2 separate regions of the Homo sapiens genome follow, and region 2 is linked to region 1. A link is a contact called in ENCODE Hi-C or POLR2A ChIA-PET data. All regions are on one chromosome and are shown on one strand. Each heading gives the region's core, a stretch centred on a gene start or an enhancer-like site at or near the end of the contact. The rest is flanking DNA. Distances are from core to core; before and after follow the strand shown.

The links. A loop is a pair of places that touch in the nucleus more often than their neighbours do. ChIA-PET counts read pairs that join two places held with the same protein, here RNA polymerase II (POLR2A). Pooled maps may share reads with other maps.
Region 2: a pooled map shows a loop between it and region 1 (3-fold over the local background). The contact joins two enhancer-like sites. A Hi-C loop is called at or near these places in 2 of 168 maps with a recorded cell type or tissue (CD14-positive monocyte and heart left ventricle) and 5 of 50 pooled maps. POLR2A ChIA-PET finds 5 or more read pairs at or near these places in 5 of 52 experiments (CD4-positive, alpha-beta T cell, GM12878, MCF 10A and 2 more).

The regions. Positions count from the first base shown.
Region 1 is chr13:80,435,149-80,438,151 of GRCh38, forward strand. No RefSeq gene overlaps it. Among named protein-coding and RNA genes, the nearest start is that of SPRY2, 96 kb to the left of the region's middle. Within about 2 kb of position 1,595, at least 4 of the 41 ENCODE cell types and tissues checked have a DNase peak (open chromatin) inside an H3K27ac peak, as active enhancers do.
Region 2 is chr13:80,468,630-80,471,632 of GRCh38, forward strand. No RefSeq gene overlaps it. Among named protein-coding and RNA genes, the nearest start is that of SPRY2, 130 kb to the left of the region's middle. Within about 2 kb of position 1,447, at least 13 of the 41 ENCODE cell types and tissues checked have a DNase peak (open chromatin) inside an H3K27ac peak, as active enhancers do.

The sequences.
Region 1 (3,003 bases), core at 345-2,844:
ACTACTGGTACATAAGGTTACAAAGTACTTGCAAATGAAAAATAAAATTCTAAGGCCTCCCAACCATGTGAATGGACTCCATTGTCTTGGCCAGGGCACTCCAAAGTTAACCTGAAAGACTAGTTCAGGCCATGACAGAAAGTAGGGGTTAGACATGCCTCATTATGCTCTCCTCTCCTTTGGAATTTAAGGAAAGCTGACCATCATTTAATATCAAGACAGACCTTAAGTCTGAAAAGAAACATGTATAATCTATTCTCTCTGAAGCCTGCTACCTGGAGGCTTCATTTGCCTGATAAAACTTTGGTCTCCACAACCTCTTGTCATATCCCAGACATTTCTTTATATTGATGGCAACTCTTTCAACCAAATTGCCAATCAGAAAATTTTTAAATCTACCTATAACCTGGAAGCACCTGCTTTGAATTGTTCTGACTTTCTGGACCGAACCAATGTACATCTTAAATGTATTTGACTGATGTCTCATGTCTCCCTAAAATGTATAAAACCAAGTTGTGACCCATCCACCTTGGGCACATGTCATCAGGATCTCCTGAGATTGTGTCATGGTTGTCACCTTAACCTTGGCAAAATAAACTTTCTAAATTGATTGAGACCTGTCTTAGATACTTTTGGTTTCACATACTGAAACTTTGAGCTGGAAGCCATATTCTTTAAAGGATACATGTATTAAAGCAGGCTTTATTTGTTTGGCTGCTTCAAAGACATAGAAAGGAAATCAAACACAAATGTGGTCAGGTTAAAAAGAATGGGAAGATCTTCTTGCATTCTCTCCTATAGGAAGTTGGAAGAGGACCACACTAATCTTGTTCTCATCACTAGGCTTATTCACAAGTAATACGAAGGCAAGGATAACCCTTTGTCAACCAAAAGAGATAAGGAGACTATCTTAACATTACGTTATTGAATTGACTATGAAATAGGATGCAGATAATTATTAGTGATTTTCCCCACTTCTATTATAACCTGCATTCAATTGCTGCAACTATAAAATATCAGCTAACTTTGCTGTGACTCATAGAAGAGAAGGAATCATAAGCTTATAAAAATTATCTTCTATCTTTATTCTGTTGGATCTCTTCTTTCCTTCTTAAGTTACATTTTGAAGAATTATGCTAAAATGTTTGGTCATTTTGTGTTTCTTTGAAATATCTAATTCTTAGGTTTTCCTGATTTAAAAAATTAGAGAAAACAGAATACAACTTAAAATGTCAATGTTTGTAACAGAGGTATCAATATTATTAGTATACCCTGTTCTCATGATAAAATATTTACTTTTCTGTAAAATGAACTCAAGCATTTCTTTAACCAGAACTTTGAGCTGCCTGCTTATGAGAACTGCAACATATGGTTTTCCTCTTCCACTTTTTAATATTTTGGTCTCCAGTGAATCCACATACAAAAGCTTCCTTCCTCTAGCTGGAGTCCACAAATGAAAGGCTTTTCTTCTTCTGATTGTAGATTAGCCTGCCAAGAAACAAACATGAGCTGGAGAACATCACTTTAATTTATTGATGGGATACAGATGACACGGAAGTCTGTCCTCTTCTAGGCTTTTGGGAACACTTTAGGCTGACCCAGCACAGCTGAGTTCATACGGCAAAGACAGCTTTTGCCAAAAACCAAAGCCAATAGTCATTGCAAACCTCTGAACCAAAACATTCCTTAAGTGCTTGAATTTCCCTATAATTTGTGTAGGTTCCCTTTTTGTCAATGAAGCTAGCAGTGGATAACTAGCTCAGCGCAATCAGACAAAACAACTGTACCATTCATTCAGTAATTAGATGATAGCTGTACTGCATACTTTATGGTTTCCGTTCTTCATTCTTTCTTTTCAAGACCTTGGAGACAAACTGGGATGTTTGGCAAAGCAGAAGTTCTTGTTGAAAAATATCCTGTCTTTACTTCAGGGTTGCTAGTAAGTCCTATTCTCAGAGGCAAAACATTAGCTGCACACAGCAGGAGAGGATCAGCCAAGTTTAAAAAAGTTTGGTTCTTATTTATATTACCTTTTGCCTCACTTTACAGTTCTGCCTTACTCAACACTGAAGAAGGTTTCTAGTCTTATATCTAACAGGATGTAATGAATTTGATACATGAGCTAAATGCTTACAGTCGATCTTACATAAATTTTAAAATTTTCAGATATAAAAGTTTTATGAGAAGTGAAGTACAAACAGAAAGATAGAATAATTAAATGGAGAGGAAGTCTGTGTGATTAGAGTTAATCTGCTTTGAAGAGCACATGGCAGATTAAATTACTGCTTGGGCTAAGAATGGTGAGCTAATGCTTTTTCTTTTTTGCAAACTGTTTTTGTTTCTGAAACCACTAGAAGTAAAAGGGAGGGAAACTTTCTACAAGAAAACTGTAATACACTCTTAGATTTTGTTGCCATTACTGCCTTTAAGAAGTAAAGGTATCACATTCATGAAGTTGATGCTGCCTGCTGCCTGCACTGAAGATTATCTGGTCCTATTAGTCAGGGGGCTTGGTTGCAAGTGACATAGCTTAAGCTAGTTGAAGGAAAAGAACAATGGTTTTGGCTTTTCTATCTAAACCAGGAAGGGCAGGAGTAGAGCTGTCTTTAGGAATATCTCAAATCAGCGATCTAGGTCCTCATCAGAACTTTTTCCTTCCCTTCTCATCACTGCTGCTGCTTTGGCTCGACCTCCTGGGGCCATCTGGAACCATAGCTAGAAATGTGGCTAATGAAATATTTAGCCTCAATTACAGCTCTGAGATCAAAGATTTGAAAATTTGAAACTCTTCTCAAATTCCAGATGACCCAGGACAGTACTATGATTTGCCTGGCTTGAAGATATGTCCCTTCTCTTGAATCTGCCACTTTGGACACTGAGATGAGACATAACTGGCCCAGCCTAGGTTGCAAACCCATCCCTGACTTTGATGCCAAGGGCTCGGGACATGTATCCAGAACAAGGAAAGGAGGACAGAGCAAACAAAAATAAGAATCATTAGAA
Region 2 (3,003 bases), core at 197-2,696, 33 kb after region 1:
GTTTATCACAGCCTTTTTTACATTTCCTTTCCCCCATAGCCATTATCTTGGATCCAGATATTGGAGAACCTCTATATTGCCCAGACATTTTCTTTTTCCTTTCTCCTCCACAAATTCTTTTTATAAAAGCTAGTTATCTTTAAAAATGCACATGTAACTGTCTCTCTCTCTCAGCTTCCAGTGATTTGTAATTACCCTTTTGAGAAAGTCGAGCGCTCTCAGCATGGCTTAGAATATCTTCCCAGTTTGACCGCTGCCTTCCCCAGCCTCATCTCCCATGTCTCTCTTTCTTTGTGCTCCAGTTACATTCCTATGTCAGTTTCTCAGAAACTCCATTCTCTTTCCAGCCTCAGGGCCTTGCCGTAACCTTTCCTTTACTTTGAAATATTCTTGCCAATGCCTTCTCATTCTCCAATTTCTGGAGTCTCAGCTGAATTTCAGATCTTCAGGTCTTCATCATACATGCCTCTTCTAAGCCCAAACAAGCAAGGTGGCCATGTCTGCTGCTCTTTATACCACTTATTGTCATGGGCATGACTTCTATTGCTATTAGGTTGGCGCGAAAGCAGTCACTGCTTTTGCCATTGAAAGTAATGGCAAAAACCGCAATCACTTTTGCAACAACCTAATATTTGCTAAGTGCCTGTCTTGCTCCATTGCTCCAAAAGGAAATGGGCAGTGTCAGCCTGTGCACTGCTGCCTCCTCAGTGCCTGGGATACCTGTGACCTGACACAAGGGAGGCACCCAGCAAGTAATTGCTGAACAAATGAGTATGGGAAGAGGTTCTGCCTTGGTCATTATCAGGCCAGGCATTATGTTTTCAGGTTTCCATTTTCTCATGATAAAACTTCTTCATAAGAGGAAATCATCCTCTGATTTCTCAGGTAATTGAGGTTTGAAGGTACGAATGGGAAGGTATGAATTCTGTTTGCATTAAGGAATGAAGCTCATTTTGCTGTGGAGAGGTAGAATCGTTTTGCAAGAGGCCAAAATATCATTTGTTTCCCAGCACTAAACTTTGGCAAGAATAGTTCTCTGCTAATTCAAGTGACCAAGAATTTATGCAATTTCCTCTGAAGAAAATTATCCTTTTGAGAGCAGGAAGAAATATTTTACCCCCCTTACTGAAAGTTAATCGTTTTACCAGGATCTGTTTCTTCTTGCACCTGATTTTCTTCTTTCTTACACAATCAACTGTATCTGCTTTGTATAAATCTCTTGAATTTAAAAATTTGCCTTTCAGATGCCTGGTGTCCTAGGATGTGTATATTGAATCACCAGAAATAATTCAGTGACATATTATGCTAGCTTATTTCATACATATTTCCAACTTATGACTCATTGGTTTGAAGAGGACAAATGTGAACTAAGAGAAAACAGAGGACTTGATGTACTTGTGCCTGAGAGGATGAATCACTGTGCTGCTGGCGAAGGATCCTGGGTCAGAGTTGTCTGTCTCATGGGTTTGAATGACCCTCAGTGTTCTCTGTCCTGGCCCCACTCATGAACTCACATGCAACCTCACACAAACACACATCCAAAACACCACTCGCTTCTTACTTTGGAAGCCCCACAAAACTATTTCAGGCTGGAAGGCATGCATATAATAAAGAAAGTGGTTGTCTTGGAGGCTACAACTTGATAAAGGAACACGTCAGAGAGACCCAAAATGTTCACAGTGGCATTTTCATTCTCAGTGTTCAAGGAGTTGTATTTTCCACTCTCTCTCCACCATCTGTTTTTCTTACTATAGCAAATGTCATTTCCTATGGCGTTTAGCAGAATATGAAATGGGATTGTTTTCTAGTGAATTTTGATGCAGTTTTATGATTTTCCTTAGAGCCTGCCTGCCTGCTTTCTTTCTCTCCTTCCTTCCTTCCTTCTTTCCTTCCTTCCTTCTGTCCGTCCGTCCATCCATCTTTCCTTCCTCCCTTCCTTCCTTCTTTCCATCCTTCCTTTCATTTTACTAAAAAAAGTAGAAGTAGCTTTAACAGTACATTGATCAGACCAACTTTAAAATAACTCCTGTAGATTTGCCTCTAAACCTGGTTTGAAATTTGTGATAAGACAAAGTTCTTAAATATGTTAATTTTTAATCTGTTTATAACAAGCACAAATTCCCAAAGCGGTGTAAAGCTGTTAAGCAGTAAATTCCCATTAAAGTGACAAGCTAAGGATTTAACTTAATTGAAGGGGGAATGTGTATGTGGTTTTGTGTATGGAGGTAGAGAGGTGTGTGCCTGTGTGTCTGTAAAAGTAGTAAAGGAGGATACAAGGTAGAGGAAAGAGCAAAAGAGGAGAATTCAGGAAACAATAACAGCATGTACTTACATAGCATTTTCTATGTGTCAGACATTGTATGAACTCTACATTTTTAATTTAATTCTCAACATAGCCACACATTGGAGGTATTGTTGCTTTCTCCATTTTACATATGAGAAATGTAAAGGTTAAATCCTACAAAAGCTAAGGTCACACAGCTATTAAGTGACAGAGGTAAATGGTTCACATCCTAAGCATTATATTATGCTGTTTTCTCTCAACTACGACTCAAGCATACATTTGTAGCATAATGAAAGAGAGGATCCTTTGTGAAACATTAGCACCAGATTTATTGTCTCTTTGGGCAGAGAAAAGCCAAAGGGTTTTGGAAATCTTTCACCAATAGCAAGACTGTGGTCTACCGGAGAAGGTGGCTGTGTAGCTTAAGGGAATATGGCAAAGAGAAGCCAAGAGAGAACTCAGAATGTCTGGAGTATGAGATGTAATCACTGGGGCAGTATTGATGGTGGACTCTGCCCATGAGGCGCAACGCTGTGATGTCTGTTCTGGAAATATGTCACCACTTCAACTCTTCTCTTTCCATGACTGATTAGATGATGATTTACTCTCACAGAAAGAATGGAGATTAGGATGGGAAGAAAAGGCTCCCTCTGTTGAGGATGGCTCAACTCTGTGAAGCTGCTAGAGAGGTGCCACAGGAAGATGAGAGTTGAAATTAA